Linked DNA regions of Homo sapiens: regions 1, 2 and 3 are each linked to region 4. Evidence: chromatin loops called from intact Hi-C (ENCODE). Cell type or tissue: CD14-positive monocyte. All regions are shown on one strand.

The links. A loop is a pair of places that touch in the nucleus more often than their neighbours do. Peaks named below come from ENCODE experiments on the same cell type or tissue, not always from the same donor. Only the 100,000 strongest peaks of a DNase experiment are listed, where the experiment ranks them.
Region 1: it touches region 4 in a loop (2.0-fold over the local background); 3 of 110 quality-filtered maps call a loop at or near these places.
Region 2: it touches region 4 in a loop (2.1-fold over the local background); 3 of 110 quality-filtered maps call a loop at or near these places.
Region 3: it touches region 4 in a loop (3-fold over the local background); 4 of 110 quality-filtered maps call a loop at or near these places.

Annotation. Positions count from the first base shown.
Region 1 is chr10:49,359,487-49,367,486 of GRCh38, reverse strand. DRGX (dorsal root ganglia homeobox) reads left to right here. Exons shown (of 7, transcript NM_001276451.2): 7 at 1,106-3,421. The coding sequence ends at 1,371. Among named protein-coding and RNA genes, the nearest start is that of DRGX, 33 kb to the left of the region's middle. In CD14-positive monocyte, no CTCF peak of the experiment used is centred here; DNase peaks (open chromatin) are centred at 4,386, 4,776, 7,136 and 7,396; H3K4me3 peaks cover 901 bases; H3K27ac peaks cover 1,133 bases.
Region 2 is chr10:49,173,306-49,181,305 of GRCh38, reverse strand. All of the region lies in intron 1 of TMEM273 (transmembrane protein 273), which reads left to right. Among named protein-coding and RNA genes, the nearest start is that of TMEM273, 11 kb to the left of the region's middle. RefSeq lists enhancers at 948-1,027, 3,604-3,943, 5,429-5,928, 5,929-6,430. In CD14-positive monocyte, no CTCF peak of the experiment used is centred here; DNase peaks (open chromatin) are centred at 3,695, 6,805 and 7,245; H3K27ac peaks cover 3,324 bases.
Region 3 is chr10:49,184,047-49,192,046 of GRCh38, reverse strand. TMEM273 (transmembrane protein 273) reads left to right here and starts at 3,656. Exons shown (of 7, transcript NM_001288740.3): 1 at 3,656-3,753. The coding sequence starts at 3,711. RefSeq lists enhancers at 988-1,207, 1,668-1,827. In CD14-positive monocyte, no CTCF peak of the experiment used is centred here; DNase peaks (open chromatin) are centred at 1,786 and 3,596; H3K4me3 peaks cover 4,146 bases; H3K27ac peaks cover 6,867 bases.
Region 4 is chr10:49,306,884-49,314,883 of GRCh38, reverse strand. All of the region lies in intron 1 of C10orf71 (chromosome 10 open reading frame 71), which reads right to left. Among named protein-coding and RNA genes, the nearest start is that of C10orf71, 12 kb to the right of the region's middle. RefSeq lists a silencer at 6,727-6,776. In CD14-positive monocyte, no CTCF peak of the experiment used is centred here; DNase peaks (open chromatin) are centred at 2,533, 3,183, 4,273, 5,023 and 1 weaker place; H3K4me3 peaks cover 3,186 bases; H3K27ac peaks cover 3,928 bases.

The sequences.
Region 1 (8,000 bases), 53 kb before region 4:
AGCTCACTAAGTATGTCCTGACAACTTAGTAGCCATTTGAAAAATAATACTTATAAATTGAAAGAAAAATAATGTTTTTCTTTTCTTTTCTTTTTCTTTTTCTTTTTAATGTTATTATTTTTTAGAGACAGGGACTTGCTCTGTTGCCCAGGCTGGAGTGCAGTGATGCAATCATGGCTCACTGTACCCTTGAACTCCTGGGCTCAAGTGATCTTCCTGCCTCAGCCTTCCAAGTAGGTAGGACTATCGGCACATACCATGATGCCTGGTTAATTTATTTTTTATTTTTATTTTGTAGCGATAGGGTCTCACTATGTTGCCCATGCTGGTCTTGAACTCTTGTGCTCAGTCGATCCTCCTACCTCAGACTCCCAAACTGTTGGGATTGTAGGTGTGAGCCACTGTACCTGACTGCTTTCATTTTTAAATAGCCACTATTCCTTTCTAAGGGGCTTATGTGCCTTATAAGCTTTGTACAGCTTCTCTAATCTTGGAATCCTATTAGACTCCACCACACACATTTTATATTCCAATGTGGAATTTTGTGTGGTGCTTGCAAAATCCAGCTTCACAAAGCAATAAAATTCTTGACAGGAATGCAGCAGGATCTCGTGGTTAGGCTGGGAACTGCCTGCAGCCAGCAGCTTGCCCGGCACCTGACATGTGTGGCTGGGTTTCCTTCCATTTAAGGTATCCCCGCAGTGCCCCAGTGAGTTCTTAGGGGTGCCTTGACACAGTTTGGGAGTGTGGAATGACTTAATGGGAACCTCCTTATAATCCTGCAATGTAGGTATTACCCCATTTTACAGAAGTAGAAACTGAGGCTCAGAGAAGCCAAGATATTGGCCTAAGGCCACACAGCTGCTTGGCAAGGGAGCCAGGACTCGCCAGGTGTCCCTGATGCTCTGACAATCCTTTGAACGATTAACTAGGTCCCTTATTTGTGTGTCTTTGAGGTTCTGAGCACTTGTCCTTCTCCCTTTAGTATCTGGCACCAGAGGGAATCAATCTTTCTGTCCTTCAGAACTCAGATCGTTTCCTGTCACCCAGCCCTGAGAGGCAGAAAGTAGACAGTGATGGGAGCCTGTTGTTTTTCCTTTTCCAGGGGGCCCACTGTGCTCTTGCTGCGTCCCAGACCCCATGGGACTCTCCTTCCTTCCCACCTATGGCTGCCAGAGTAACCGCACGGCCAGCGTGGCCACCCTGCGCATGAAGGCCCGCGAGCACTCAGAAGCTGTCCTGCAGTCAGCCAACCTCCTGCCTTCCACCAGCAGCAGCCCCGGCCCTGTCGCCAAGCCGGCGCCCCCAGATGGCAGCCAGGAAAAGACCTCTCCCACCAAGGAACAGAGCGAGGCAGAGAAGAGTGTATGAGGGTCCACAGTGCCCCGCCCGGCCTGCCCTCCCCCGCCCCTCCTTCTCCCAGCCTCAGCCCCTACAGAAAACTCTCCAAATAGCAAGGAGAAGCCTGCGGCCCCAGGGCCTCTGCATGGACCCAGGACGGGCAAGTGAGACCCACAGCTCCCTTGGCACCTGGAGCGTCCCTCTGGAGTCCCACCAGTGCGGCAGTGTTGTCCTGGCTTCTTTGGCAACAGATCCCGATGGCACTTGGTGGCAGCAGAGCCCTCTCTGTGAGGAGCCTCCCTGGGATTTCCATCCAGGCCCAGAGTCTCGGAGGGAGGTAGATTCCTCATCCGTCTCCCTTCCTATTTCCTCCCTGGGCTGCCTTTGAAGGTCTTGTCAACCCCAGGAACTGTGGCATGGGCTGAAGTTTCATGAAAAGAAAAGGGCCTGTCCCGCTTACAGTGTTTAAGAACTGGGGAACTGGTGGAACCCCAAGCGACTCTTGCTCCCCTGGACCAAGATGAGCAGTAATGCCCTTTCTCTTGTTGGAGAATATTGGTTGTGGGCTTCATTACAAAGTGAGAAGATGCAGGGTAGGGAGGGGCCAACAGGACACAGCCTGTCCCAGAGGACCACGGTGGCTCTGACCCAGGAGATCTCACTGGCACATCTGGCCGGGGGGCTGGGCTAATCACCCAGGCCACCTGCTCCATGAACTGGGGGCTGCTGTCTTGACACTGTGGGTGTGGAACTAGTGTGGCCCCTGTACCTGAAGCACTCACCTGCAAGCCCTTCCTCTCTCCCAGATAGACCTGTGGATTGGTGGGAAGTTAAGCAACTGAAAAGCAGCTCTCTGGTCCAGGAGGGCCTGAGGGCCCTTGGAGAGGGAAGAAGCCCTTCAGGAATGCCTCTGAAGTAATTATGCATACAGATGAACTACCTTTCCCCACATGCCTGGCACGTAGAGGGGGCTCTTCAGTGGTGGTGGTTTTTTACTGGGGAAAAAAAAGTAGGAAAGGAGACAGGAACGGCGTATGTGCAGATATGGAGCATGGGGAAGACAGCTTTCTCATGGTGTGGAGAGCATTAATTCCAAAGGGCCAAATTTCACAGAGATTTCTGTTTTGGTCTAGTGTGGCTGTTTTCTCTGGTGAGGATGGTGACCTAGAGGAGATCCAAGGGGAACGTGCAATAGCATAAGCTCTGCCGCTTTCTGGCAGGGGCGCCCGGCATGGGAAAGGTTGCAGTCTTTGGTGGCTTTTGCTGATGGTGTTTCCATGCGGATGGTTATTGCCTTCATGATGGTTATTTTGGTTTCAGTTATTATCGTCAAAATGTTTTACTTTCACATTTCCTGTCCCCTTTTTACCTTCCCCCACTCCATGACCCCCAAATAATACTCCTGAGTGTATCATGCCTTGTCTATGATCACTACGAAGCATTTGATAAAACCCACTGTCTCCTTTAAAGAAAAAAATCAAATCCTTCTTCCTGCTGTATTTTGCTTGTTGAGTATAAAGATGAAACGATTTGCCAAAAAGCGGCAAAGTTGCTTCCGTTTCCCTGTAATTACGAATGTTTGGTTGAAGGATGTAAGCTCAAGCCCTTATGTACACTAACTCTTCAATCTAATTGTTTGATTAAACTCGTATTTCCTCCAGAAAGGTACATAAATAAGTGAACTGTTGAGCAAATTAAGAATACTTAACAGCATTGCATCTGAAAAGTAGTTATGCTGATTAAATTTTGTGTCCTTGAGGACTTTCAGGAAATTACTTTTGATCGTCAATAACACAATTAAGTAAACTACACACACATTAGCATGAATAATTGATAAGAAATTATGTATTACCACGAAGCACTGATTTAATAATTCATGATGCGACACTCTAGTGACTGTGCAAAACTGGATCATATCGAAAAGTCTGCCTGATGTTACTGAAAGGAAAGAAAATGAGCACCAAACCTCTGCAGAGATATTGAGTACTTTGTTTTGTTGTACAAAGGCAAAAAGTAATGATGCATGATGTAGTTTCTGTTTGTTTAAATACCCAAATAAATTTAGAGGAGTTAAAACAAAGACCGAAAAAGCTCAGGTCCTCTCTTTGTTCCTCCCAGCCCTGAGGCTGCAGGGCTGGGTGGAGTCTGCGCTCTTCAATTTTCCACTTTGGCCAAGGTGCAAATAGAAACCTGGAAACTTCCAGGAGGAGGACATTGAGGCCTTGGCTCAGGAACCTTTTAGTGGATGCTGGGACAAGACAGGGGCCCCTGTGCAGATCAGAGCCCTCCCCAAGGCATTGACAAGCACTGCATTGCAGGGTCATTCTCGCTGGAGCCCCTGTAGGTTGCCCTGTCTGCAGAAGTTCATCACACGACTGTAAAAGGCAGCTGGGCTTCAGTGTGGGAAGGAGGCTCGGGCCCCAGGGATTGATTGATTAATTAATTAATTATTATTATTCATTTATTAGTCGAGGCAAATGAAGTCCATTCCTGAATGCCCTCCAGGTTATGGGAAAGGAGTCTAGAAACCACTGAAGTTGTGACTGTGACTGGGGCAGCAGCCCGGCCTTGTTGGGCATGACAGCCTGCCCGGAGGAGAAGCAACTGTGGCATGGCATGGAGTCAGGGCGGGCAGCCCTGGCATAGGACCTGGGGGACTTGGGGGCTCCTCCTCCATTCCTCAGTGGGTGCCCAGTGTCTGATCTCTCAGTTGGGTAGAAAGAACTTCCTTTGACTCTGCCACTGTCTCATTTCCTGGGAACTTTACACAGGTTAACACATTTAATCCCAATGATAAACCCACAATGTAAGTCCTACTATTCCCATTTAACAGTTAAGGAAACTGAGGCACATTAAGGTCGGGCAACTTCTGTGAAGCTACATAGTTGATAGGCTCTGATAGGAAGAGGGAAAGCTCGGCTTTATTGGGTGTCACACAGAGAGTGGTTAATAAATGACTTGATGAGGTCAACTGGGCTCAGTCTTCAAGGCCAGGAGCTCCACGGAGGCATATGAGGACCCGTTGTTCCCAGCAGGTTTCAACAGATGGTGAGTCATGGTTTGACTTTGCTCACTGTCTTTTGGGTTCTGTCCTGGATGGGCCTGTGGGAGGGGAGGATGAACCACCCCAGCGCCCTGTCAGACCTCAGTGTCTCCCTCCCCTGGGTCCGGCCTGGCAGGGGCAGGGGTAAGCCTGCCCCCATTTTATCTGCACCTGGCCTTAGGTGTGTGCCTGTCTGAGAGCAGGCCCAGTGGCGATCCCTGAACTCAATGGTGCCCAGAACTTCTGGGCCCCTCTGATGGATATTCTAGCAAGACGGGACACCAAGAAGGCGCCTGAGACTCAACCAGTCTACGTAATGGAAACTCTCTTTCTTCCTAATTTTCTGGCTTCACCAGAAGAAGTGAAACCTTTACAGATTCAGAGCTTCATCAAAGTTGGTTAAGAGCATGTTTCACTTCTTCAGAATCCTAGCCCTAAGGGCTGTGTGACTCTGGGTGGGTCACCTAACCTCTATGTGCTTCAGTCATCTACGTAATAATGGCACCAGCCTCCCGGGGCTCTTTGGAGATTAAATGAGTGGATAGCTACATGGTGCCTGGCATGGACGAAGTGCAGTAGAAAAGCCAGCTCTTGTTCCACCAAGCCTCACACATGTCAAAGGCTTGAAGACCTTTTTCAGGTGAAAACCTCACTTTCTCAAGAAGGAAATGATGGAATGGCTCTCAGCTGTGCCTGAGCCTGCAGAGGGAGTTGGGATTGCCACTCCGTTTCCTGAGCAAATTGTGTGGGCTGTAGGAGAGTTGATTTTCAGGAGGAGGCGTGTGCCCAGGCACTTGAGCTTGGAAGGGAATCTGTGGTACCCAGAGGCAGGGGTGGGCATGAAGGCTGGGGTCAGGGAGAGTGTCTTAGAGAGAGCTCTTCTAGTGGCAAGTACTGGAAAGCACTGAAGCCAGTTTATGTCAAAAAGCACTTTTAGGAGGAGGATACCAAGCGATCTCATGGAGCTCAGGATGGCTGAGACTCTAGTCCTAGGATCCCAGTGAGACAGGCACCAAGAAGCGGGGGGTTGTCAGGAACCTCCCTCGTTTTCCCCCGCAGCTTGGCCCTCTCTGCTCTCTCACAGTCATCAGCCAGGCCGGGATCATTGTGACTTTCCAGCCTCAGCCACACCCTTTGGGGACTTGAGCCAGCAGACACCTCTGGTCTCATCAGGAGTGGTCAATCATGTCCACTCTGGCCCTGCCCTGCCCGGGGGAGGGAACATGGCTCTAAGTCTCTGGGCTGGGGATCTGGGTCGATACCCAGCATATACCCCCATTACCCCCACGGGGATGGCACCAGAGGCAGAGAAGGGCACAGATGTAGAAAACCCAGTCCCTGCTGAGGCAAGTTAAACCAAAGGATGATAGGTTTCCCTGAGACAGGGACTATAAGGGCTTATATTTTTATTATTTTTAAATGATAATGCAGCTTCATTCTGGTCTCCACTCATGAACACCGTCAGCCTACTTCAGAGAATTCCACATTTGGCTGTTTTTCTCATCAAGACTTGGCCAAATACCTTCTACAGCAGCTCCAGCAAACTTGTAGGAATGGAGGGTGTGCCTGCCGCACCCAGGAAGCTCAAAGACCCTAGGGCTGTGGAACACCCAGGTGTCCCATTGGAGCCGTTCTCAGCTGCCTGCCTGTGTCCAGATCATACTCCCAATGACAACAAAGCCCTGGCCTCCAAGTTTGGACGCCCTTGGCCCCAGCACCACCAACTGCCGTCTGAGGGGGACGACATAATTAGTGCGAGACTGGCAGGTGGTTGGGGCCTGCAGTCCTCGTGGCCAAGAGCAGTGGCCCCAACCTTTCTCCCAGCCTGAGCTGTTCTGGCAGAGCCGGCCCCCCTGGCTCTCAGTCCCATAACAGGAGTCAGGGTAATGGGTTTGGATAAACCAGAATCCATCCCCCAGCCCCCAGGAAGAGCATTTTAGAAAAGGCGGCTGCCCCTGCCCAGATATGGGCTTTTCAGCTGCCTCTTTCTGAGCCACCTCAAGACAAAGCGAGGCATTTCGGTGGAAAGCAGCATTGGTTGGTGCCCTGGAAGTGCCTAGGGCCTCTCCTGCCCTGGTACCCTGGAAGCACCTAGGGCTTGTCCTGCACCCTGCCGGATGGACCAAGGAGACTGGCCTGGGAGCCCGGCCTGTGCTTAGTGCTGCTGCCTGCCATCTGCTCACCGGCCTCTTAGCTGACAACAGGGCCCCTGCCAGGCGAAGCTGCTTCTTGTCAGAGCCTGGCTGAGTTCAGGACGGGCCATTGCTCTTTAGCACACCTCTTTAGGTCCTGGGCACCACCCCCTCCCTCTTTCTGGGTGCATTATCAGACAACGCTGGAGCTGCGGCTGCCTGGCCCTGGCCTGGCTCAGCTAGGTGGCCCAGATCACAGCAACCCCTATCTTGGGACCTCTGCTGTGGCTGGGAGAGGAGGCTTGCCAGCTGTTGGAGGGCTGCCAACCCTGCCTGGGCCACACGGCAGTTGGGGGTTGAGTGGGAGAGGGCACTCATCCATCATGAGCCAGGGTCTAGGAGCAAAGGGGGGTGGTGCAAGAGGAAATTACCCAAGCTGGGGGCCCACCAGGTCAAGGGCTGCCTGGCAGCTGCCAAGGGGGCAAGGCGTTCCTTGCAGTCTCTGGTGGCCTCATTCCTCCACTCAGCAGAGAGGAGCAGCCCTTGCTGTAGCCCTGGCCCTGGAAACCCTCCTCTGAGGTGGAGTTCCCCATACATGGTAACACTCCAGCAGGGTTACTGCTGCCTGGGGCGGAGGAAGCGTCACAGGCCTGGGAATCAGAGTCCTGACATTCCTAGCTATGTGACCGTGGGCAAGCCATTTAACCTCTCTGTTCCTCATTTCTTTATCTGTATCATGGACAGAATCATCCTAACTTCGAGTACAGAGGGTTATTGTGAGGAGTCAAGGAAACGATGCATGTGAAGGCAGTTTTTGAACGACTCTCAGGAGAACAAGGTCATTGGCAGCACATGGTGCTGTCTGAAGCTGCCTCCTGCTGCATCAGTGTGGCCTGGGAAAATGCAACCTAAGAGCAGAGAGGAGGCAGTGCCAGGAAGTGAATCGCATGGACTCTCCCCAGGGCTTTTCCTGCCTCAAAGCCCCTCCCCCTCCCAAGATCTGGATGGGGCAGCGAGAGGGGGCTAAGTGATTGTGTAATGGCCACATCTGTCAGCACTGGCCAAATGGTTTTTTCAGGAGTCAGGGAGCTAATGGCCCTGCAGCCGGGACAGACTTTCTCCTAAGTGAAGCACTTTATCTACCCGGGAACTTAAGAGCAGCATGGCCTCAGGCCACAGGGACCCAGAGAACAGCTGCTCTGCTGCAGACTTGAATTAGTGCCCTCTCCCCATTGGCTTCCCTCACACCTGCTGCCAGAGGCCAGACTGCGGGTGGCAGCCTGAGTGGTGGTGGTGGGGGGGGCGGGCGATGGCAGCCCAGAGGGGGTGTCACCACACCCAGCCTTGAGTCCAGGATCCCACGCCACCCACCTAAGCAAGTCCCCTGCCCTCTCCAAGTCTCAGTTTCCTCATCTGTAAAATGGGGACAATGAGGATTAGGTGGGATGAGACAGTGAGGGGCACTGTGGCCAGCACTCAGTGAG
Region 2 (8,000 bases), 130 kb after region 4:
AAACCTATAGATCAATCTGGGGAGATTTGACATCTTTATCATGTTGTGTTTTTCCATGAACTTGGTATGTGTCTCCATTTATTAAGATCCTTCTGGATTTTTTTCTTCAAGGTTGTGCTATTAGACTTACACCTGCATAATTTATGAGTGATCGTAAGTTGTGTTGTATTTAAAGTATTTCTTTCTGTGTATAATTGTGAGCATATGGAGACATCATTGATTTGCATATGTTAATCTTATTGTATTCCACCACCACATACTCTAAAGAGAGTTATTTTTCAGATCTCTCGAGATTTTCTATGTTGACTGTCATGTTCTCTGCAAATAGGGTTAGTCTTATTTTTTCCTTCCTGAATAGTATGCCTTTATTTCCTCTCATCTTACTAGGCTGACAAGAACGTTAGTACTAGGTTGAACAGGTGTGGTGACGGTAGATATTCTTGCTTTGTTCCTGATCTTAGTAGAAAAGTATTTTGTTTCTCACCATGAAGTTTGGTTATAGCTGTAGGTGCTTTTGCAGATATTCTTTGTGAAGTTGAGGAAGTTTTCACAATTGTTCATGGAAGCAGTTTTATGGCTACTTTGACACCTCTGTCAGATGACTCTAACTCTGTATCATCGAGGTGATGGCATCTGTTGATTTTTTTTTTCATTCAAATAGAGATTGTCCTGGTTCTTGCTATGACAAATAATTTTCCACTGAAACCTGAACATTTTGGATTTGATGTTATGAAACTCTGAATCTTATTGACGTCTTCAATTTTAACAGGCCTCCTCAGATATCATTCTGTCGAGAGAAAAGGGGCATTTCCTCATAATTGCTAGGGGGGTGGAGCCTGACATCCTCTCTGGCCACCACTGACACCTGATGGGAGAAGGGCTCTGTGTTACTGTGGGGTGGGGTGCAGGCTAGGTTCTAGGACATAGCTCTAGAACCTGCTCAGTAATTAGCACTTGTTTGAGTCAATTATTGCCAGAAGTGGAACGTCAGCCTCGGGCTTGGGTGGGCTTCCCCTTTAGCACTTGCAGACAGCACCCTGCTGGGAGTACCCAGGCTCATCACTGCTCTTCATGTGTCCCTTGCTGACACTGTGGGGTGGGGGTAGCCTCGTGGTGGCTGGGCAGTGTAGGACGTCCTGACTCTTTCCTAGCAGGAAGGGTGAGAGGCACCTTGTCACTGCCAGGAGCAGGTGAAAGAGCAGGATCCCACAGGGTCTCCACTGATACCCCTGGGGGCGGGGACTTTTTCATTCATTGGGCATGAAGCCCTCTCTTCCCCATGTGACCCTCTGACACCACCCTCGTTGGGGAGTGGGGGCTCCTTATAACTGAGCAGTGAGCGTGGAAGCCCAGGTCTCCACTCGGCCTCTGTTGATGAGGGTGGGGCTTGGGGTGAGGGCACAGTTTTTTCTGTGCTGTTTGACCGTTGTGGAGTGGTTATCACCTAAAAGTCTTGTCTTCCTAGGCTGCACCTTTCCCAGTCTTTGGCTCGTGGGAGCTGGCTTTTCTTGGGGCTTCTGTGTTTGTGCCCATTGGCATTACAGGGTTGCCAGCTTCTCCAATTCCCATCTGGGACATCTGAGGCAAAAAGAAAACCCAGAAATTCACTGCCCTGTTATTCCTGAGTTCTGAAGGTGCCTAGCCAGTCTGCCTTCTTCTCTCCATTTTTGGGGGTCTTTTTATATTTGTTTTTTTAATATAATATTTAGGGATTTTAGCTATGCTTAGTGAGAGGAATAGGGAAAAGTAAACCTATTTCATCTTTCCAGAAAAGTAAGTTTGAAAAGAGTTCTGGAGGATGGGTGATTTGGAGTAATGCTCTTTGGGGAGGGACCCTGGGCTGGCAAACCTCCCTCAGACACACAGTCCTGATTCTAGAGGCCCCTGAAGGGAGTCTTCCCCATGGGGTGAAAGAAGGAGTGGGGATGAAGGCAGAATGCCTGCTGGGGAGTCTCTGATCCTCAATCCCTGATGAGGGCCACAGCTGGGCGGCTATAAAGCCGAGCCCCACAGGCCAACACATACTCAGCAGACCTTTTCACTAGCTCCCAAATTAAACTATCTCCACTTCCTCTTTAAAGTCACTATAAGCATTGTTGTCACATCTAGACCCTCATTTATCTACCACAATTGCTTGAACTGCTCCCTTTATTAAATTTGATTCCATGAAATAACTGGATAATGGTTCTTAGTGAGATGGACTGGGCTCACTCTCCCCTGCTTGTCTGAGTGAAGCAGATGGTCAGTTGGGGAACTCCTGCCTGGACCCCAGCTGCAGCCAAGCCCTGTTCACACCTTTGCAAACTCTTTGGCCATGTTATCGAGAAGTCACTATTCAGGGCAAGAGGTGAAGGACCTGGAGCTGGACCCACAGGCTGTCTTGGAGGACTGGGACACACAGACACCCAGAGCTTTCTCTTTGATTAAGCAAATATTGATTTTCACCAAGGTCTACTGGCACATGAAAATAAGTAAGTCAGGCTCCAACCTGAGGAGCTGACAGTCTACAGGGGACAGTTGCAATGCAGTGTGTTAAATACTGAGACGAAGGACTCACAGAAGAAAAAGGAGAAGCTCTTGAACCAAACTAGAGTATCCAGGAAGGCTTCCTGGAGGAGGAGTCTTATTGAATGCTAATTGCGTACATCTCTGCCTAGGTGAAATCCTTCAGCAGCTTCCTATTGCTGCCAGCAAGTACTAAAGTGTTTACTATGTCACTGGCCTCCTAGACCTGTCACGAGCCATCCCCTGTTGTTCCTGCTCCCTGGTCTCAGGGAACATCCATCAGGTTACTGTCCAGCCTCCTCACATGTCATCTGTTTTGCATGGGATGATGCTGTTCCCCTCCAGGGTCATAGAGATACTCCCACTCCCCTCTGTACTGTCACCACCGTCAGGGGAGAGATCTGGTCTTGCTGGGCCATTGCTCTAGAACCTGCTCAGTAATTAGCACTTGTTTGAGTCAATTATTGCCCGAAGTGGAACATCAGCCTCTGGAGCCAGTCTGCAAGAATGGGACAGGTGGCGTGCCATCCTAAGAAGAGAGGACAGCCTCTGCTGAGGCCCCGGGCAAGGGCAGCATGGACTACAGGGGTTGTGCAAGAGGGGAGAATGAGAGGTGACATGGGCCAGCAAAAGAGGAGGGCTTGATGAGCCCTGGGAGGACATTGGGCCTTATTCTGTAGGATTTTAAACAGCCTTACAGGAAGAGTGCCTGGCTGCAGTGCCCCAGATGGGTTGGAGGCAGGGAGACTTACTAGGAGAAGGCAAATGGATAGTCCAGGAGAGGGGAGGCTGGCTGGATTTGTCCCAGGCCACACCAGCAGGGTCATGTTGGCTTCTGAGGCCCCAGGGCACCCATCTCTCACAGCTACTTCCCTGAGGCAAGCAGTGTGTGGCCTGAGCTCAAGGTGTGTGGCTGAGTAAACTGGTGTCCATCCCAGCTCCTGGCCAGCCCATGCTTAGCCCCACTGGCAGACAGTGTTGGACAGGCAAGGCCAGGGCTGTGTGGCAAGGAGGGCTGAGCAGACCCAGCCAGAGCTCCCTGAGCTAACCCTAGAGTCCTAAAGAAAAGAGACCCTCCCAAACCGCAGATGAGCCCTGATTGTTGAGTCACATGTGACACATTAAGATACTTTGGTCAGTTTGTAATGACTGTTCACCCTCCATGCTGCTGTGAGACTCTTCCTCGGAGCCAGTGACTCAGGCTCAGGCATGGAGCCTGAAGAGGTCACGTCACTTCCTGGGGCTTTCCCATGAAAAGAGGCCACTGTCCCCAAGAGAGGCCCTTGTCCTGACACTGGCTCCAGGACCCCACGTACACACACAAATGCAAATGCGAAGAATTTTTTTCTTTTTTATCTTGTTTTGAGAGTTCAGGAACCGGGTCAGCACTCAGGCAAACAGAGAGGGAGGTTTGTGTGCAATGGCTTAGTGCAGCTGAAAGTGAGGACCCGAATCAGGGAAACCACAGCCTGTGGCTGCCCTGGGAACTAGAGAGGGAGGGAGGAAATGCTTTTATTTCAATTTCCAAAAGACCAGATTCCCAGATAACTGCACCTGATCCCTCCACCTGGTGGTTTCCTCTGGGGACTGAGCATTGCCCAGAACTCTAGGAGAAAAGCCAGGGCTTGGGTAAGGGAACTCGCTGGTGAGTCTGATGGCTCAGGAGCCATCCTTGGTCCTGGAGGGTCTGTGGTTCAAGGTGGCCCAGGCCAGGCCTGGCTTCCTTCTGCTCTACCCATCTGACCCTGCCTCCCCTGGCGGCAGGCAGCAGGGCTGCACCTCCCCCTCTGGAAGGGGCCCCTGAAGAATGGACTGCAGGGCCATGGGGTCAGGGGGACTTCGGCTGGACCATGCGTGGGGCTTGATCTATAACTTAAATATTTAGACATGTGGCATGCTGTAGGCTCTGCAAATGTCAGGAATTGTCTTAAAAAGCTAACTAGAGTGGAGATGCCTAGCACGGATGCTGGTGCCTCGCAGGGTTTACGAATGATCTGTCCCGGTAAGTGGAGGCTGATGGGTTTAGTAAGGGGCTCCGGTGCAGGCTGTGTGCTGCCGTTTCCTCTGCAGCATCATGACCCCTTTCCCATGGTCCAGGACAGCTGTCATCCCACAGCCCCGCTCCCTGGATGCGCACTCCCCTCGGTCAGGTCCCTCAGGACTCCAGAGCAATGCTTCCCAGAGGCTGAAGAGCACAGTATGAATATTGCATGAATAATAATAACCCCACCACTTAGCGGTTATGCAACGCTTTCCTCTTCCACAATACTTTACCATCATTAATTAGTTATTCCGCACGGCTTCCAGCCTCCCCTGCTCTCTCTGCAAGGCATGCCCTGAGAGTTGCTCCTGCAAACAGGCCTGTCCTGGTCTGAAGCACCAACATCAAGTGGCCAGGCCCCTCTTCACTGGGATTGTACAGGCTATGGGAGGCCTTGGTTTGGCCATTTCTCGAAACAGCAGAGGCTTGTGCCCTTGCTGGGGAGCGCCACCTCTTTTCTGACCTGAGCACCTTCCCAGAGTGCCTCCCGGTGTGCTTGGCTCCCCATTTCACTCATGGCCCCTAGGATAGTGGCAGACACCCATCTCAGGTGGTGGCGTGTTTGCTTGTGGAAGGGCAGCTGCTGCCTGCACCTCACTCTGTGCACACACTCCTTCCGGGGACTTGTCCAGCCATGCTCTGTGTGCAATGGGGCCACTGAGCTGGGAGCCATGTTGTGTCTGGTCCAAGGCCACAGGCTGACAATGGGTGGCAGAATGGGGACTCAGATCTCTTGGTTTCAAATACCCTTCCCTCCCACCCACCATGGGAGTCATGGTGAGGTTTCAGATCCCCACAGAGAGGCTCAAAGGTGGGGCAAGTCCTTTCTCCAGTGAGTAGGGTCGGCTGGGTGTCCGGCTGTGGGGCCTCTGATCTGGCCCTCCCTGGATACCACTGTCCACCCAACCACGACAGCCTCAGGCTCCTCCTTGTTCCAGAACCCCCGTCTTCCTCAAGGCTTCAGCAGCCCCTTCCCAGGTGTGGCTCAGTGCTCACATGTGTCACCACTCCTGGTCAGAATGGACCTGGGACACCAGGTGGGGGGGGCCCTGCCCCCTTGGAGGAGCTCCTAGCCCTGGTTCAGGCCCAGGCCAGCTCTCCGCCTCCACCCCTCCATTAGCCTGAAAAGGTATTGATCAGTTTGGCTTCTGTGAGCTGAGTGTTTTAATCCCACTGTGTGAATCTTTAAGAATTAATTAGCAAAGAGTGCTCAAGAAAAACAAAGTGGGCACCAGTTTTGATACCTCCTGGTCACCCGCTGTTATTGTTTCCCTCTTAATTATGATGCTATTTCTGGAAGCTAGAGGCAAGCTCCCTGGTGCATCTCAGCCTGGGGTGGCCTCTGCATGGCCCTCCGTGGCCTCCTGCTTCTCGTTCCTGCCCAGGGTGGCGTGCGGCGAGGAGAAAAGGCACAGAGGCATTGTAGCAGGCAAGATATGAGTGGCCAAGCACTCCCACCTCTGGGAGCAGGGTGGCCACAGGACTCTCCCCTCTGCTTTTCTGAAAACCTTATCTGTCCACAGTGCCGGCCACATCTTATGCCAGTATCCCCAGCTGCTCTGACCCTGCTCAGCTTCCTTCTTTAGCCCTCAAGCCCTCTGTACCTCCTTGAATCGCCTGGCTTTTGCTTGTACCTTGTCCTCTGCCTGGTCACATTCCCTGTCTGGGCACATTCCATTCCAGTCCCTGCTGCCACCTCACCGAGACTTTATTAGCTCCAACTGGTCCTTTTGTTTTTAATTTAAATAATGATCTCTCCGGGGGAGCTTCTGTGACACTCCCAGGCTGGGTTAGGTGCCCGCCTTGGCCCACCTGGCTGGCTAATCACTGTACTTTCACGCATTAGCAGGGACTGCCGTATGTGGAATTCCTTAATCACTGCCTGTCTTCCAGAAGCCTTAGCGTCAGGGTCGCAGGGGTCCTGAGCTGGAGTTGCCAAGCAAGTGGTCTGCTCTGACACCACGCATATTGTCTTTCCGTGGATGGGGGGCGGTCCATGGAAATCAAGGAGTTGTCTAAAAGCTCCCAGAGTCCCCCTCATACCACCCCCCACCACTGCTTTGCACACCTTTTTCCCGTGTGTTCCTTTTGTACAGCTTTGCCAGGTAGGTTTGGGTTCTGCCCCAGCCTAGTTCCTTGCACAGAAAGCAAGGACCACAAGCGGCATGGGAGGGGTCTGCAGACGTCCTGTTTAGAGTCATGCTCTGATAAGACTGGAGGGTGATTGAGGAAGAGAAATCTCAGGTGGTTCCGGGGTTTGAGATGGGGACTCTGAGATTTCTGCAAGTCATGGTCTAGAAGTGTCTAGACTCCGGCAAGAGCCGAGCGATGCTGGAAGTAGGAGGACTGTGTAGCCAAGGCCCATGACCTATGCCCCTGCATTCTGCTAGAGAGAGGGCTGAACAGGTGCTATTGCACTTGGGGTAGGTGCACTTCATTTCCACTTTCAAACAGCCCCGTGGAGTGCCTGAGAAGCAGACCCATTTGTGAGCCCTGAGGCAGGGGCAGGGGCAGGGCCCGCCAGCACCCATATCACCCAAGCCAGCTAAATTTAAGAAGTATAACTTGTGTTTCACTCTGACCCCAGGGTCCACTAACATTGCAGGGTAGCACAGGATAAATGGGCAGAAAGGCAGGGTTGTCTCTGGTGAGTCTTTTATATGTCAGCGTCCTGCATCCCCATTTTCAGATGAAAAAAGGGAAGCCCAGGATCAATCTGCTGTGTGAAGCATAGCTGGGCTGTCTCCCTTGACTCTACACATCTGATTTCTTTTCTGAGCCTCTTGGCTCAGAAAAGTGTGTGCCAGCTGGGCCTCCAAGGCTCACAGTGGGCTGGAAGATGGAGCCACTACAGTGTACATGGTCTCAGAGCCACAGGGGAAACGCTATCGCCCCCCCTTGTCTCTCTGTGGCTGAACTGTACTTGGATCCTGAGCTCCGTACCACTCAGTACTTACACTAGATCTTATCTCTTCAAGCCATTTCTGGTTTAACACTCAGTTCAGACTTCTCCCATCCACCTTTCTCGGCATCCCCCAGGAGAAGAGTCCAGCTTCCGAGGGCTCTCATGCATCATCTCGCTCTTGGGAGAAACAGCTTCCTCTGGGTTGTTTGTGGCCTTCATGCCATAGAGCAAGCTGCAGACTGGGGCCAACAGTGCGGGGGAGAGGTGTGACACATGGAAGGAGTGATCCTGGACTGACGAGAGCAAGGGGGACTTTCAGAGGAGTGGCTTTGAAGGATAAATAAGCACTTTCCACAGGGACGAGGGAAAAGCATTGCGGCAAAGAGAGCAGCAGCCTGTGCAGAGGCCAGGAGCCGTGTGTGTTGCATGGCTTGCACATCCCAGTCCAGCTTGTGTGGGGCTGTGTGGTATAGCTCCTCCTTCACAGCCAGCCTTCTCTGCTCCTATCTCCCAGTCTCCAGTGACGCCCTCTCAGGACCCACTACCGAA
Region 3 (8,000 bases), 120 kb after region 4:
ATTTCCTAGTCCTTAAAGTTTCTAAAATTTTTGTAAAATTCTGTAAAATAGTTTGGAATGATATTTTCTTTGTGGCAAGATTTTTAACTATTTGATTCAATCTTTTGAAAGGCATCAGGACCTTTCTGTCTTGCTGTTTTTGTCTAGCACATTTCAGTAAGTTACACTTTCCTGAGATTGTGTCCATTTCATCAAAGTTTTCAAATTCATTGGCATAAGATTGCAAATAATGCCATTATTGCTACCTTTTTGGACTTATTTATTCTTAATATTATTTATTTTTGTCTTCTCTCTTTTTAAATCCATTCTGTGAGGAATTTTTCATATTATTAGTTTTTTCAGAAAAAACTTTTAAGATGTGTTTATCCTCCCCATTGTATCTTTGCTTGCTTCTGGTTCATTCATTTTTGCTCTCATATTTATTGCTTCCTTTCTTCTGCCTTTTTTCTGGGCTTATAATTTTTTCAAACTTCTCTGACTGGTTGCTTATCTCATTCCTTTTTCAGTTCTTCTTTTCTAAGTATTTACATCTATGCATTTCCTTTTAATTATTACCCGGCTTGCATTCTGCAAAATCACATGTGCAACATTTTCATTATCATTCAGTTCCAGCTATTTGTAATTTTCACTGTAATTTTTTCTTTGATCTATGAGTTACTTAGAAATGTTTTAAAATTTCCAAACCAATGGAAATTTCTATCATGTATTTTTGTTACTGTCGTTTAATTCAATTACCTTGTGGTAAGAAAATATGGTCTATATGTCACCTTTTCTTTGAAATTTTTGAGACTTGTATTATGGCCCAGTGTGAGACCGTTTTGGGGTATAAATGTTGCATGCATGCTGAATTGAATGGCTATTTTCTAATTGTTGGGTGCACAGTTCTATGTAAGGCCAATAAACAAATCTGCGTGCTGAATCCTCCCTATCTTTAAATTTGTAAAAATCTGATGCGTAATGATGGTGTTTGGCAGTTTTTTGTGACTTGCACTAAAGGCGTTCACATGAGACATGAATTCTACGAGCTCCCTGGCTGGTCCTGAGGGTGCAGTGCTAAGGACAGAAGAGTCCCAGGCTTGGTGGCCTTGGAAGAGGCCCCACATCCGAGTGAGGGGCAGGATGTCAGAGCTGCCGGAGTGGGGCTCATTCTTTTCTGCTTGTCAGTGCAGTGACCTTCCTCACCTAGATGACCTGGAAAATATTCCTGCCAGGTGGGCTGGAGGCTAGGCCGGCTGAGCATGAGATAAGAAAGTGAAACGACTTCTTTTTTTTTTTTTTTTTTGAGACAGAGTTTCACTCTTGTCGCCCAGGCTGGAGTGCAGTGGCGCAATCTCGGCTCACTGCAACCTCTGCCTCCCGGGTTCAGGCGATTCTCCTGCCTCAGCCTCCCAAATAGATGGGGTGAATTGAATTCTTCATTCAACAAACACCGCTAGGAGCCTGCACTGTGTCAGGTGCTAGGCCAGGTGCCCTGGGCCCTGCCCTCACAAGCTCCTGGGCCAGTGTGAGCCAGTGCCAGGAGCAGCCTCACGGTCAGAACTGGGCGTTCATTACAGGGGTACAGGGTGGGGCATCCGCTCTTCTGGGTGCATTGTGCCACGCCAACAAGACACACACCATCTTGCCAAGGTGCCGTGGCTGGGTGCCAGGGCATCTCGTGAGATTCTAGTTTACGGGGCGTTTTGAGCCTCTGCCTGTCTAAGCAGGGAGCAGACTGCATTTTCCAGACTCGGAGGCTACGGCAGAGTGAAAGCAGAAGTAGCTGCAGATGCTTCCCCTCCTGGGAGTATGTAGGACAGGTCGAGCTCCCAAGGATGTTTGGAGAGGTGTTTGGGAGCAGAAGTTCATGCTGGTGTTTAGGTTGACTCATCCCATGCGAAAGTATTTTGAAATCAGTTGCCGACATTTGAAACTTATTGATTTCATATAAAAACAGAACTGCCTGGTGTGGCTGGAAGCCCTGGGCCTGGCCTGAATGTAGCTCCACCGTCCCCAGCCACTGTCTACAGATTGTCAGGTCTGCACTGGCATTTTCTTTCAATACACTTAGAGGAAAGTGAAATATTTTTCTTACACATGTTCCCATGAACTGGGGCAAAATTAAGAAAACTCCACATATTCCAGGAGAAATAAGAGAGTATGTTTCTTGGTGCAGGTAGAAACTGATCTTAATTTCATCAAATGAATAAAGTGTGGACAGATGGAACTTGAAGGCACCCAGATGAAGCCAATTGCTTCTCTCATGACCAGCCTTCTCCTCTCATGTCCATTATTTATGTGAAACTCAGAAGGAGCCACAGCAGCCATGCAGAAGAACCCAGGGGGCATCTGTGGCACCAGGGCAATCGGACTGCCTCTGGCTGGACCTTGGCAGGGGATGGTACCTGTACACAGAGGGCACATGCAGCCTGAGGGGCATAGGCTGCCAGCCAAAGGCCTGGGTTTCGAGTCCAGCTCTCACATTTACTGCTGCGTGGACTTGGACAGGTTGCATGCTAAGATGGCATTGGGCTCAGTAGCAAGTGCTCACGGTGTTGGCTGCTACCGTTAGGGATTTGACTGAGGGAGCCCAAGAATGAAAAGAGCTCGATTTCTGCCAGCTCAGTTGGGTGGGGGACTCAAGACTTGTCATTAAGTTGATTTATATTTTAAAAAGTGACATTTCCTGCACATTTGGGTTTTTGGCTGAACATCTAAGCATTGTGACAACGTGCAGGTATAAAGGAGTACAGGAGCATAAGGCCTTCAGCCTGCTGGCTGAGCCTGTGTGACTACCAAAGTTCCTCCAGGCTAAGGACCTGGACATGGGGCCTGTAAACTTGGATGGGAAAAAAATTACATCTCTGTTCTCTAACCTCTAAGGAACACTTAGCATCTTCTTCTAATAGTAGTGTGGCAAACGAACCACAGAAACATTACCACCCAGTAACTTTATTTCTGGTAGGAATCACAGGTCTTTCCATCCACATTCCAGCTGTTACAGGTATCTCTCAATATCGATTCCATTTATCACCATGTCGAGATGGTGGTAGCTGTTTCATCTGCTGCCAGATCTTGCTATTTACTGTGTGGATAAATAAGCATGTATATTTCTACTTCACAAGTTTAACAAAATATTTTGATAACTGTGTGTTAATACTACTGATTTCTACTATGATCCTTATCTATTTTAGTTTGGGGATTTAAAAATCTTATTCTGAGAAGAGAGTGATAGGCATTCCTAGACTCAGAGGCTCCCATGGCACAAAAACAGTGACCGAGCTGGACTATTGGCTGGAGGGGCATTTCCTATTTCTGCTCCAAGGCAGAGGCTACTGCAAGGGCTGGACTGCAGGGCAGACCGGCTTTGCCCACATTCCTCTCTGAGACTTACTAGCATGGGTCATTAGGCAAGAAACCGCACCTTACCGAGCTTTGTTCCCACACTCTGTGGGGAAGATTATAGGAGAGAACACTGGGTATAATACCCCAGCATGTACAATGGGTCTAATCACAGCCAGCTTCTGGTGGAGTCCAGAATGACAGGGGCTTCCTTCAGCCCTGTCTTCAGAGAGGCTGAGAGGAACTGAACAGCCTCCTGGCTGTGACAGTGGTTTCCTTCCCCATCAGTCACGTGGGTCTTGTCCTGTCCCCAGAGCCTTGGGTCACATGGCTCATTGTGCCTGCGCTGCCAGCAGCCAGGAGCCAGGAGCCAAGAGCAGAGCGCCAGCATGAACTTGGGGGTCAGCATGCTGAGGATCCTCTTCCTCCTGGGTAAGTGGGGACTGCGGGGGTCTCTGGCCCGGGGGAGCCTCAGTGGGCAGGAAACTGGGGGAGCCTTAGCCCACTGGGGCTTGATCCCTAAAACATAACTCTGTCCCTTTACACAGATGATGTTTCTCACTTTGATCTGGTAGTGAGCAATGATCTTGTTTGTCTCATTCCAGCTGCAACTTACAAATGCTTCTGGGCTAAAGGAGAATAGGAAGGGTCATGGCAGAAGGAGCTTCGGGCTTGGGATCTAGAAACATCTGGGTGTAAACTGTGGCTCCATTGCTGATAAACTAGAATAAGCTTCTGAAACTCCCTAACTTTCTGAACCAATGAGATGGGAGATAATCATGTTTACTTTTTGGGATTTCAAGAGAGTTAAGTTAAATTTAATTAAGTCAAATCAAAATACTGACATAGAATGAGAACATGTAGGCATGTAGATACTGGTATACATTTAATGTTGAATCAGAATTCTCATGCAGTGAAGCAGACTCTTTGCTACTCAGAGGTATCTTTGTTTTTAAAAATTATCTTTAATGCATTCCTTGAAAGAAGGAAGAAAGGAGAGAGGCAAAGACTAAAACAAAGTAGGGCCAAATGGAGGAGAGAAATATAAAGTCAGAGAAGTAGACAGAGAGGAAGAAACTCAAAGAGAGAGAGAGAGAGACAGACAGAGACATAGAGAGATGGTTAGAAATATGCATAGATGGAGACAGAGATGGAGAGAGACACATGCCTTTACGAAGTCCCCTCTGATATCAACTGTTGTTTCCTAAAAAGGCAGCATACGTCCCTCATATATACAAAGACGTTCCTTCCCAGAACTTGCACTGGGCCGAGACTCAATGGGAAGCAGTCTGTCTCCAGATTAAATCTTGTGTCTCCAGACCAATAGGTTGTATCCTGAATGCGGGCAAAGTTAGTGCTGTGGGCAGGTTTCCATCTAAAGTCTGCACTAAGCAGGGGAGAGCAAAGACTTTGGCCTTGGGAGTCAGCATGTCAGACAGACAGCCAGCCACATCATCCATCAGTTTACACATGGAAACGGGCCGTTGGCAGTGACTGTGAAGGGATGTCAGGCACCAGCAAGCAGCGATTAAGGGTGTGCACGGTGGTTAGATGCAGTGTGCCTGCCCAGAGACGTGGTGGAAGGTAAGAGAAGTTGTAACCCTTATTTCTGCTTTTGACTTACCTAGATAAACAAACTAGTCTGTCCTGGTACAAAAAAAGGAAGTTAAATTTAAGAAATCCAATGAAAAATGTGCAAATTATATAAACAGGCAATTCATTGAAGAATCACAGACAATAAAACTTTAAAATGTCCAGTCTCACAAATAATAAAAGATCTAACACCTCCTCGCATTTTTTAGTGTGTCGATGTGCTGGGTGCTCTGCTGAAGATGTTACATGAGCTCATTTGGTTCCCACAGCAACTCTGTGCAATAGGTGCCACAATTACCTGCATGTTATAGATAAGGTTTTAATCACTGGGCCAAGGCATCACAGCTCGTTTCTGCTTTCATATACTATTGATAGAGGTACACAGTGGTTAGGAGTGGGTATCCAGTACGAGACTCCTTAAATGTTCATCCCTGTTCTGTTGTTTACCAGCCTGGAAAACTTGGACAAAGAATTAATCCTCTCTGTGCCCAGTTTTCTCATCTGTAAGTTGGGGACACCTCACAGGACTATTGGGAAAATGAAATCTGTTACCACATTTAAAGCACTTAGCATGGGATGTGATAAGTGGTGAGCACTCACTATTGGATATGAGGGGACTCATTTATTCACTCTCTCCAGAGGGCAATTTGGCAAAATCTGGGTGTCAATGTAAGCGAAATGTAAGATGTTCATAACCCTTCACCCAGAAATTCCACCTCCAGGAATATAACCTGATGAAATAATATGGTAAAACCCTCCCAAAATATTTCACAGGGTATTATTCAACACTGCCGAAACCACGGTGGGAACCAGAAACAAGAGACTATCAGTAGGAATTTGACTAAGTTAATTATGCTTTAGTATTTCCAACAATATCCAATATATTTAGTTGAAAGACATGCCTTTCTATGAGCTGACACGGATGAAACAGAAGTGATGAAGTGATAGTTACAGGTTAGAGTTCCGTAGTAATATTTTGCATGTGTTTAGTCTCCTTCTTCTTCCTCTTTTTCTTCTTCTTCCTCTTCTTCTTCTTCTTCTTCTTCTTCTTCTTCTTCTTCTTCCTCTTCTTCTTCTTCCTCTTCTTCTTCTTCTTTTTCTTCTTCTTCTTCTTCCTCCTCCTCCTCCTCTTCCTCCTCCTCCTTCTTCTTCTTGAGATGGAATTTTGCTCTTGTTGCCCAGGCTGGAGTGCAATGGCGCGATCTCGGCTCACCGCAACCTCCACCTCCTGGGTTCAAGCAATTCACCTGCCTCAGCCTCCCGAGTAGCTGGGATTACAGGCACATGCCCCCGCACCTGGCTAATTTTGTATTTTTAGTAGAGATGCGGCTTCTCCATGTTGGCCAAGCTGGTCTTGAACTCCTGACCTCAGGTGTTCCGCCCACCTCGGCCTCCAAAAGTGCTGGGATTACAGGCGTGAGCCACCGTGCCCGGCTATCCTTTATCTTCTTAGGAAAAAGAATTATACAGCATCTTAATTTCTCTGTATTGGCATTTTTCATAATGATTGTATATGTTGTTAATTCCAGTAAGTAAATGTTTGTGAACAAAAAGCGAATATGACAGCCTGTTGAAAGCAAATGAAGGAAACGTTGGGCTTCCCCTTTATTGACTGGAGAAAGGGGCCTAGAGCACTGTTTAGTGCAATCTACTGGCAGATGGGGGTCTGTGAGGGTGGGTGACCAGGCCAGTCACCCAGGGTGTATGAGAACTGTACCTCAGGGGACTTGGGGGCTATGGGGGCACTCTCTGTCCAGTCCCTCTGTGGCATCCAGGATCCCAAGTATGACCGGGGGACCCTGGGATGAGAAGCCAGGCCAGTCTTTCCCACACACAGAGTAGGTAGAAAGTTTTTAAAGAAACAGTATTTGAATATTCTTTAAATATTTTCAAACACTGAGATTAATGGAACAGACATTTATGGAGCCAACACTCTGAATTACCAAATGTTAAATTTTTTTCTAGATATATATTTAAAGGTAGGTAGCTAAATCAATGTATCCATCAGAGAAACAGAACATAAGAGGTGGAGTTTGGCTCTCTTCCTCCTCTTGTTTTCCTCCCTCCCCAGAGGGAGAGGCACCCCAGGGTTGGCTGTGCTTCCTTCCTGGGTTACTTTGCAGCTGTTAAAAACTGCAGGAATCCGCCATAGCATACTGAACACGTTGCATTATCTACCCGTTCTGATAATATGGGTCAAATGCATTCATCCCAACTACTCTACAAGTTTCCACAGAAACACTGCCATTTATCTGATTATTTATCCATTCCCATACTGTCAGAATTTAGGTTGTCTCTAACTTGCAGCCTGATGGCTGAGGCTTCGATGAGCCCTCTCGCCCCACCTCCTGGAACCCACCTGCAGCTGGTTTTCTAGCAGACACCCCTGGCAGGGGAAATGTCGTGTCAATTCTCCTTTTGTTGGATATTGCCAAATTGCTCTCCACCAGGGGGTTGTGGCCATATCTGTTCCTTACATACTCAGTAATACTTGATACTGCCCAACTTCTCAATTCTTGACAATTAGAGAGGTATAAAATTTTATCTCAAAGTTTTTATTTTAGTTTGTGTGTTCCTAATCACTACTAGGAATAACTACTTTCTCTGCATTATCAGACAGCCCATTCTCCTTTTCTGTAGATTTCTGATTTTATATACCTTTCTCCCAAGTTGTATTTGATTATTGGTCTTTTATGTAGTATTCTGGATATTAATTATTTGTATGTTTCATGTGTTCCAAATATCTTCTCTCAGTATGTTGCTTATCTTTTATCTTTGTGGCTTCCTTTGTTGTGAGAAGTCTTTCAGCGTGATGTAATCACATTTATTGGTCTTTTCCTTTTTGTGTGCTTGGTTTTTCTGTGTTAAGAAGCATTTTAAAAAGTTATTTTTACTTTAAAGTGGTTGCATTTTTTATGATTAGGTCTTTAATTTATTTGGAATTTATTTTTATTTACGGCCTAAAGAAAGGATCTAATTTTAATGTTTTCTGTATGGGACATCAGTTGTTGCAATATCACCTGTGTAATGATCTTTCCTTTCTTTGCTTTGCAATGATTCTATATTGCAAACATATTCTATGTCTA
Region 4 (8,000 bases):
GGGTTATCTTTATTCTGATTTTTTTCCTGGAGGGCAAACTGAGGCACAGAAAAGAAGGGAAAAGATAATAGGAATTTTGTTGAGAAAGACTCCTGGCCTTGGGTCTTATGGCCTTCCAAAAAATTCAGATCAGCCCATTTGCATCTCTAAATAATAAGGCCACTCCCCTGCCCACAGCTCCACTGAGATCTGACTTAGGGATGAGGATGAAACCCATCTGGTGCCACACATGGATGAGACGGAGGTGCAGAACGACATAATGGCATTTATTTTGTGAATGGTTAGGGCACCCCTCACCCTGTGCTTGGGCTTTCCCCCTAGGCAGTTGCCTCATGGACTCACTGACATTGCTGCTGGCATGAATTTTCCAGATGCCAGTGAAAAAACTCTCTTGCTTACCACTTTGAACCATTTGAAGGAAGCCACTCTGAACTGGTGAAAATTCTTGCTCATAGAGCACTTTGCCAGTGAAAAGGTGTGTTCCCTTCAGGCAGCATGAAGGAGGATACAGTGCACATGGCAGGGCCATGTTTTAAACAAGATCTTGGAACCTGGTCATGAATGCATAGAAATAAACATCGATATTTAATTATGACCTGGTCAGTTCCTATTTAAGTCTGTGGCCTTCAAAGACTGTTCTCTTAAATGCTTCATATCTCCCCTCTACCTCCATTATTTCTTTACCCATTTCACTCGGCCTTTAATGTCTGGCCCCCACTCCTTCCTGATGGATGTTCTGATGGCATTTTTGCTCCTCATCTGACTGAACTTCTAGGCTGCAATCTAGACTCGTGGCCATTGTCTACTTAAGATACTCTTTCACTTTGACCTTTCCTTCTCCCCTCCCTGTCTGGATGTTTAGTCTCTTCCTCTCCTTGACTGCTGGATTTCCTCTGCTCCCAGCCCTGGAGCCTCTTCTCTTCTCACTCTACAGTCACCACGCAGGCGATTGTCCCCACACCATGGTCCCCGCAAACATCCACGCACTGAGGCAGCGTCCAGGCCAGGCCATTTGCCTGGCTGCAGTCCACGCCTCCGCCCACCCACCAGGCAACTCGGTGCCCCTGTCTCACAGCCCTTCCAACCCACATGTTTAAAGCAGAGTCCATGAGCCTTCTGCAAGCCAGCTTTCTCCCTGGGGACCTCAGAAACCTGACGTCACCTTCGACTTCCTCCTCCTCCTCCTCCCAGTGCCTTTCCCTTTGACATCCATTTCCTAGTTCCCATGAGTTTCATCTCTGAAGGTCTCTTCCTTACACACCAGTCTCCATCTCCACGGTCATTGTGTGGACCAAGCTGCTCTCTCAAATCCTTGGGCCACTGCAGCAGCCCATTCCTGCCCTGCACCAAGAGGCTGCTTTCAACACTCAAACTTGTTCATATCAACATTTTGCTTAGAATCTCTCGATGGCTTTCCAGTTTTAAGGAATGAAGATCAATCTCCTTAACACAGATCCTCTCTTTCCAAACACACCTTGCTCCATCTTTCCCCTCATGCTTGGCTTTCCAACCAACCTGGTCCTTGTCCAGCTTCATGCCACCCTACTTCCTGCCTCAGGGCCTCTGCTCATGGTGTTCCCTCTGCCTGGACTTTTTTACTTCCATCCTTTCATCATTACTGGGTTAACTCCAACATGTGCTTCAGAGCCCAGTTCACATGTCCCTTTGATGATGCAGCTTCTTCAGGCTATTCCAAGGCTGCCCGTTACATCCCTTTATCATGGGCTATACCCATCATTTTGCAGCACTTACCATAATTATAATTAAGCATTTAACTGGGTGATTTGTTGTTAAATGTTTGTCCCTCCTGCTAGCCTGAGTGTTTATTGGTGGCGGGGTCCATGTCTGTTTCTTTTTCATGCAGCATAGTGCACAGTGCAAGCAATATCTGTTAAATAAATGAGAAAACCCTTCCACCTGTCATGATATTACTCACACTTTTGACAGGCTTAGCAGAACTTATTTTATTGACAGTCAATTATAATCCTATAATCACAGAATTATCACAAATTTCAAATTAGTGAATTTGAATCCAAGTGGATTTTATTTACTTTTTGATTCAAAACCCCTCAAATATGTAAAATTCCCCCCATGGTAAGAGATGGAAGCAGGTGGACGGGATTGTTCTTAGAGACTGTTGACAAGCTGGCTCCAGGGAAGGTGTCCCTCAGCAGCGTGGCATGTACTGTGTATGTCTGGATTGCGTTTCTGTCAGGGGGAGATGAAAAGAGACTTCATCGTGACTTCACCATTTCCCAGTTGGTCTCTCACACTGCTCTCAGTGCTCTAAGTTGGGGAGTGGCTTTGATGCCTTCTGGAGGGCCAGCGTCCAGCAAACTTTTGTTGAGTACATTACCTGGGGCTCTGTTTACAGCCACAGTGTGAATGGTCATTAAGTGATGCGTTATCTAAATTATAGGGTCAGTGGATGAAATGCTGGCTTTGCCCTCTGCCTCCAGGCAATTGTGCAGGACTCAACAGCGCCATGTTCTGCAGACCTCCAGCACTTCCTCCACTGACCCAGGCCAAACTTGCATCAGATGGAGAAGGTTCTGCAAAACACCAGAGCACACTAGGGGAAACAGGATCCCTGGGCAGGAATTTAAAAATGGACTCTCCATTTGAGCCCCTGGAGAAGAGCGAAGGGTCTGCCATGCCCACTGTGAATATGTGCATGGGTGAACTGGTAGTGCCCTGTAGCCTTGGAGCCCTGAGAATTACACTCAAGGATGTGTATTTTCTTCTCCTTATTGTAGGGTCATCTTTTTGAATCAGACTACATCAAACAAACTCAATCTGAACATGTATCCCCATGAATCAGCTTTTCCTTGAGATAAGCACCGAAATACCCTTTGCACAGTCATTGCTAAATTCTAACTCTTCCAAAATGTTTTCTCACATGATGCTTTTTTTCCATGCCATGCCTCATGATGCTGTTATTATTGACTGGGATGTGCTGCTTTTTGCGGATACAATTCTCTCCCCCTCCTAATCCTTTACAAATGCCTATGCAGACCCTCAAGTCCCTCTTGGCAGGGGAGCTCTGCCTGCTCCCACACCCTCCTTCCTCCAGGCCTGTGGTGCCCTGTGCCAGGGAGGGGCAGGACCCATGTGTCCTGGACTAGATCCCTCAAGTAATAGTCCCTCTTCCTGGAATGTCTCTTCTGTCCTCAGCCACAACTGCTGACAACTTCCTCCTCTGTTCTGTTCCTCGTAGAATCTTTTCTTCCCTTTTTATCACTTACATTGCTTTATTCTTCCTGCACTGCGGTGAATCTATCTCTCCCACTAGACTTTGAGATCCTTGGTGTGAGGTCCCTGGCTTGGTTCATCTTTTACCTACAGGGTGCCTGGTGCACCCTGCTCACTGGGAAATGTTTTCAGCTCTGGTTGTTGAGTGTACTTCTTGGACCCTGGGATGTAATGACAGAGGTTTACTGCAGTGTGCAAAGGGACAGAGGTCCATGTTGCCCTTGTCTTCCTCGGGGCTCCTGGCTGGCAGCCAACCCAGGCCTGAGAAGGTCATGCAGTCCAACTTCCGCTGATCTATCCCAGACCCTCATGTGTCCCAGGTTGTAAGGACGGGAAGTGTAGGGGAGAAGACTCACAACTCCTACATGCCAAGCCCTATTGCAGGTGTCCCCCACATAACTGAGGAGCTTGTCAGGTCCATAGGACCAGAGCCCCACTGGGTGACGCTGGAGGTCCCAACTCAGGGACCACAATCACCCATGAGGAGAGACAAAGTGCCCTCAGAGGGAGGACCCAGATATTCCATGTCTCACAGCTGGTGAGTGACAGAGTGGGCTTGGGGCCGGGTCTTGGTGGTCCTGGGGACACTGCACAGAGGGAACAGTTGGTGGTCTGGCATGGTCGGGCTGCTAGATTGAGCAAATTAAAAATACAGGACACTGAGTGAAATGTGAATTTCAAATAAACAATAAATACTTTTTTAGTGTAAGTGTATCCCACGCAATATGTGGGATACACTCATACTAACAAAATTATTCATTATCTGAAATTCAAATTCCACTGGACGACGACTTCCTCCTCTTCTTCTTCTTCATCATCATCATCATCACCATCATCATCATCATCATCATCATCTGGCTACCTGAGGGTCTCACCAACTTTTAGCACTCAAAGTGGATCACAATCAGAGGAAGCCAATGCAGTGAGTCAATACTGGGATGACACAGTGACAGTCACGGCTCATGTGTATGCATCACCCTGTAGTTCATGACACATTTCAGCATCCGTGATCTTGTTTGATTCTCATGACTCCTCTGAGGCAGGTTGAGTGGCCTTGTCACCATCTCCTAGGTTGAGAAACAAAGGCACAGAGAGGTGCAGGATGTTGCTCAGTGCCACACAGCATGTAAAGACAGGGAAGAACTGGGGACGAGTCAGCCTGGGCTCACCACCTTACCACCTTCTGCTTTCTCCAGGAGGAAACCCTGAACCTCTGGCCTGTGGATTCAGGCTTCCTTAGGCGTGTCCTGGGAGGTGTTGCCAGCCCCGCTTATGGCTCATGGGCTGGAGTTCATGGGAGAATTGGTGTCTCTGGGGGAGAAAACGAGGGTTTCATTTCACTTTCACGTCATGTAATAAGGATCTTCTCAGCTGAGTTCTCCCAGACATCCACAGAAGTGAAACTTTTGATTCAGCCTGTAAACATGAGTCCTTCCTGTTTGGGGAGGGCTCTGGTGCTGCGGGAGGCTCAGGCAGCTGGGCTCTGCAGAGCTGGGGGCTCCCCTGCAGGCCCAAGGTGCACCCCTGAGCTGCTGAAGATATGTTCCATTTTCCTCCTCATCCCTGCCCATCTTTCCACAGGAAGCCACTGGGGTTTGCTTTGTTGCTGGGTTTGACCACTTGCCGGTAGTGTGGTTTTTGAGCCCAAGATCTTCGGGTGAATTTAATTACCTTAATTGAATGGTGCTTTCACTTCTTAGAGAAGGGGAAACAGGAAGACAGTGGAGATGGCAGGGGTTGGCTTTATCACACCCAGAAGGCTCTAACAAATTGGAATTGATTCCTCTTGCTCTTCTTTCTGGGTTGGTTTTCTGAGCCATCGACTCAGGCATGTGTGACGAGCAGTTCAGTGGAGTGAAGTGTGACAACTCCTCCCTGTCTATGCACAGCCTGGAGCCCTGCTCACAGATGGTCCTCCATCCACAGATGCACAGCACACACAGCCTCCACCACCCCACGCCACAGGGTGCCTTGCTGGTCAGTTTTGGGCCAAGCTCTCGACCTCTCTGTGCAATTCTAACAGCCCTCTTGCTTTAGAGGGGAATGTCCTTGTCTATGGTCTATGCTTTATGAGGAGAATGTCTTAGCTTGAACTAAAATATCATAGGCTAGGAGGCTTAAAATCGACATTTACTCCTCACAGTTCTGGAGGCTGGAAAGTCCAAGATCAAGGCACTGGCAGATCTGGTTTCTGGTGAGGGCCCTCTTCCTGGATTGTAAATGGACACTTGCTTGTTGTATTCTCATACAGCAGAGAGAGAGAGAGTGAGTGTGCACATGTATTAGCAAGCCCTTTTGTGTCTCTTCTTATAAGGGCACTGATCCTATCACAGGGGACCCACCCTCATGACCTAATTACTTCCCATAGGCCCCATCTCCTAATACCATTCCACTGGGGTAATCTCAGTGAATTTTGGAGCACACACATTCAGCCCATAGCAGCCAACAGTGAAATGGCAAAATTTACTTCCTCAGTTGAAGTCCTTCAGGTGAGGGCAGCAGACACGTGTTGAGTGTCTGTGAAGCAGCAGGTCGACCCCTGCACCTGCCCGTGCTCACTTATTCCTTGATAACACTTGGCATGATAGGCTCCCCTCATCATCTTACAGCTGATGAAACTGAGCTGTGACTGGCTAGGTCAATCGCTGGTCCCTTGCTTAAGGCCTGGGAGTGCTGAGCAGGGCCTCACCCAGTCCTCGGCCTCTGTGCCCTGCTCTCTGGCCCCAGGTTGATGCCTCCTCAGCATCTCCCATGTGGGGCTCGCTGTGTCTTTGTAACCCCTTTTACTTTTGGAAATCAGAAATTATAAGTTCATTTAGACTCCTAGAAGAAAGCGTAAGATCTCGTAAGCGTGACTTAAGCTTATTTATGTATTGATCCATTCAACAACTACTTATTGAACACCTGCTTCACGTCACCAGTTTTGGTGCTGGAGATATAGCCATGTGCAGGGCTGACCCGGGCCCTCTCCTCACGTAACTGGATGGATCCTGGGAAGTTACTGCTTTGTAAAAGCACAATTACCTCTGATTGCCTTAGATTGGCTTCCACTGGGCAGTGCCTCTTATGTGTGTAAAGCAGAGATTTGATATACATAAGGGTCATTGTGCATCCAGTCTGGCCATTTTGGCTCCACTAGCCTGATATTTGGCACATGGGAGAGGGGTGTCAGCCTGCAGCCTGGCCTGGCTTGACTGGACCCAAACTCAGGTTATAGCCTGGGAAAGCCAAAGGCTCTCAAACTGACTCTGAGGCCACTGTGCCCTGGGAGAGAACAAGTTTGGCTTTGGCCAGCCCCAGGAACATGATGTGGTTGGGTGCCATGATGGCAGTGTTGGCCTGGTGGGAGTCTGAATCTTCTACAACCACATTACATGTGCAGGAGCCTCTAAATCTTGTAGCAGGTAGAAGTCCAGGATGCCCCAGGGGTTGTGGTTGAAGAAACCAGCTTGCCTGGGCTTGTCAAACCCACAGAACTGGATGTGAGCAGGGGGTAGCAGGGGCTGCTGCCCTCTGGGGAGAGACTGGAGGAGTGATGCTTTCTCTGTGAGCTCAGCCCAGCCTGAAGCTGACTTCTGGCCTGGGTAGCCAGTCTGCCATGTCTGGATGGGTCATTCCCCAGAAGCTTCCAAGTGCTGCTCAGACCCAGGGCTGTGCCTACAGTTGAGGCCAGGGAACAAGGCACAGGGAAGGCCGGGCTTGGTCTAACCCAGGACATGAGGGTGACCAATACCTGGCATCACAGACCCAGGGAGGGACCCTTATGGCAGGAGAAATGAGAAGTCACAGGAGAAAAGAAGAGAGGAGGAGAATGGGACTGGGTTCAAGCAGTCTCCCACAAACCTGTCCCCTCCTGGTTCCTGTTCCCTGATGACCAGGGCAGGCCAAGCGATGTTTAATAACCAGCTCTCTGGGGCAAAAAGCACTGGATTTGTAGCACTGGCTAATTTCTTGCTGCCTCCCTGATATCCCAGGCAGAGTTGGGACGAGGTGTGCTCAGTGGGCCTTGCAGGGTGCAGGGGGCTCTGGTGCGCCTCTGCATCCCAGCAGGCTCCGGAGCTCGCACTGCTTAAACTTGGGTAGAGTCTCACTCCACAAAGGCTAACCTGCGAGCTGTCAGCAGCACCTCTTTGCGCAGTTTCTGACCGCTTCTGGAGGTGGAGCATTATGGAGGATCACTCCTTGGAACTCCTGGTGGCCAGATGGGCTGGACTCAGCCAGACACCGTCTCTGGACAGTCCCTTCCACTAGGAAGGAGCTCAGGCCTGGCACTGCCAGCTGCTCCACGACACTCTCTCAGGTGTTCTCTGCAGACCTCAAGGGGCCCAGCCTCAGCAGCCAGATGCTCCCTAAGCAAAGAGCCCTTGGCTTCTCCTCGTGAGCTCAGAGGTGCCCTTGGCTTCTCCTGGCGAGCTCAGAGGTGCCCTTGGCGTCTCCTTGTGAGCTCAGAGGTGCTTTATAGGAGCAGCCATGCTGGCATCACAGGTAAAAGTAGGAGCAGGAAAGATCTGGAAGGGAGAGCATGTGATCCCAAACAACTCTGTTCACCCTGTCTTCCTATCCCAGGGTTGGGTGAGTGCCAGTCCTGCTCCACTGCCCAGGAGGGGAGTTGCCTGAGAGGCAGAGATTTTGGGAGAAAGCAGGGTCAGCCTGGCAGCCATGGTTCTGCTGCTCATCCTTCTTACCCTTGCACCTCCTTGTTGCACCCAACCCAAACTGCAGGGCCACCCCCACTGCCAGGCCAGCTG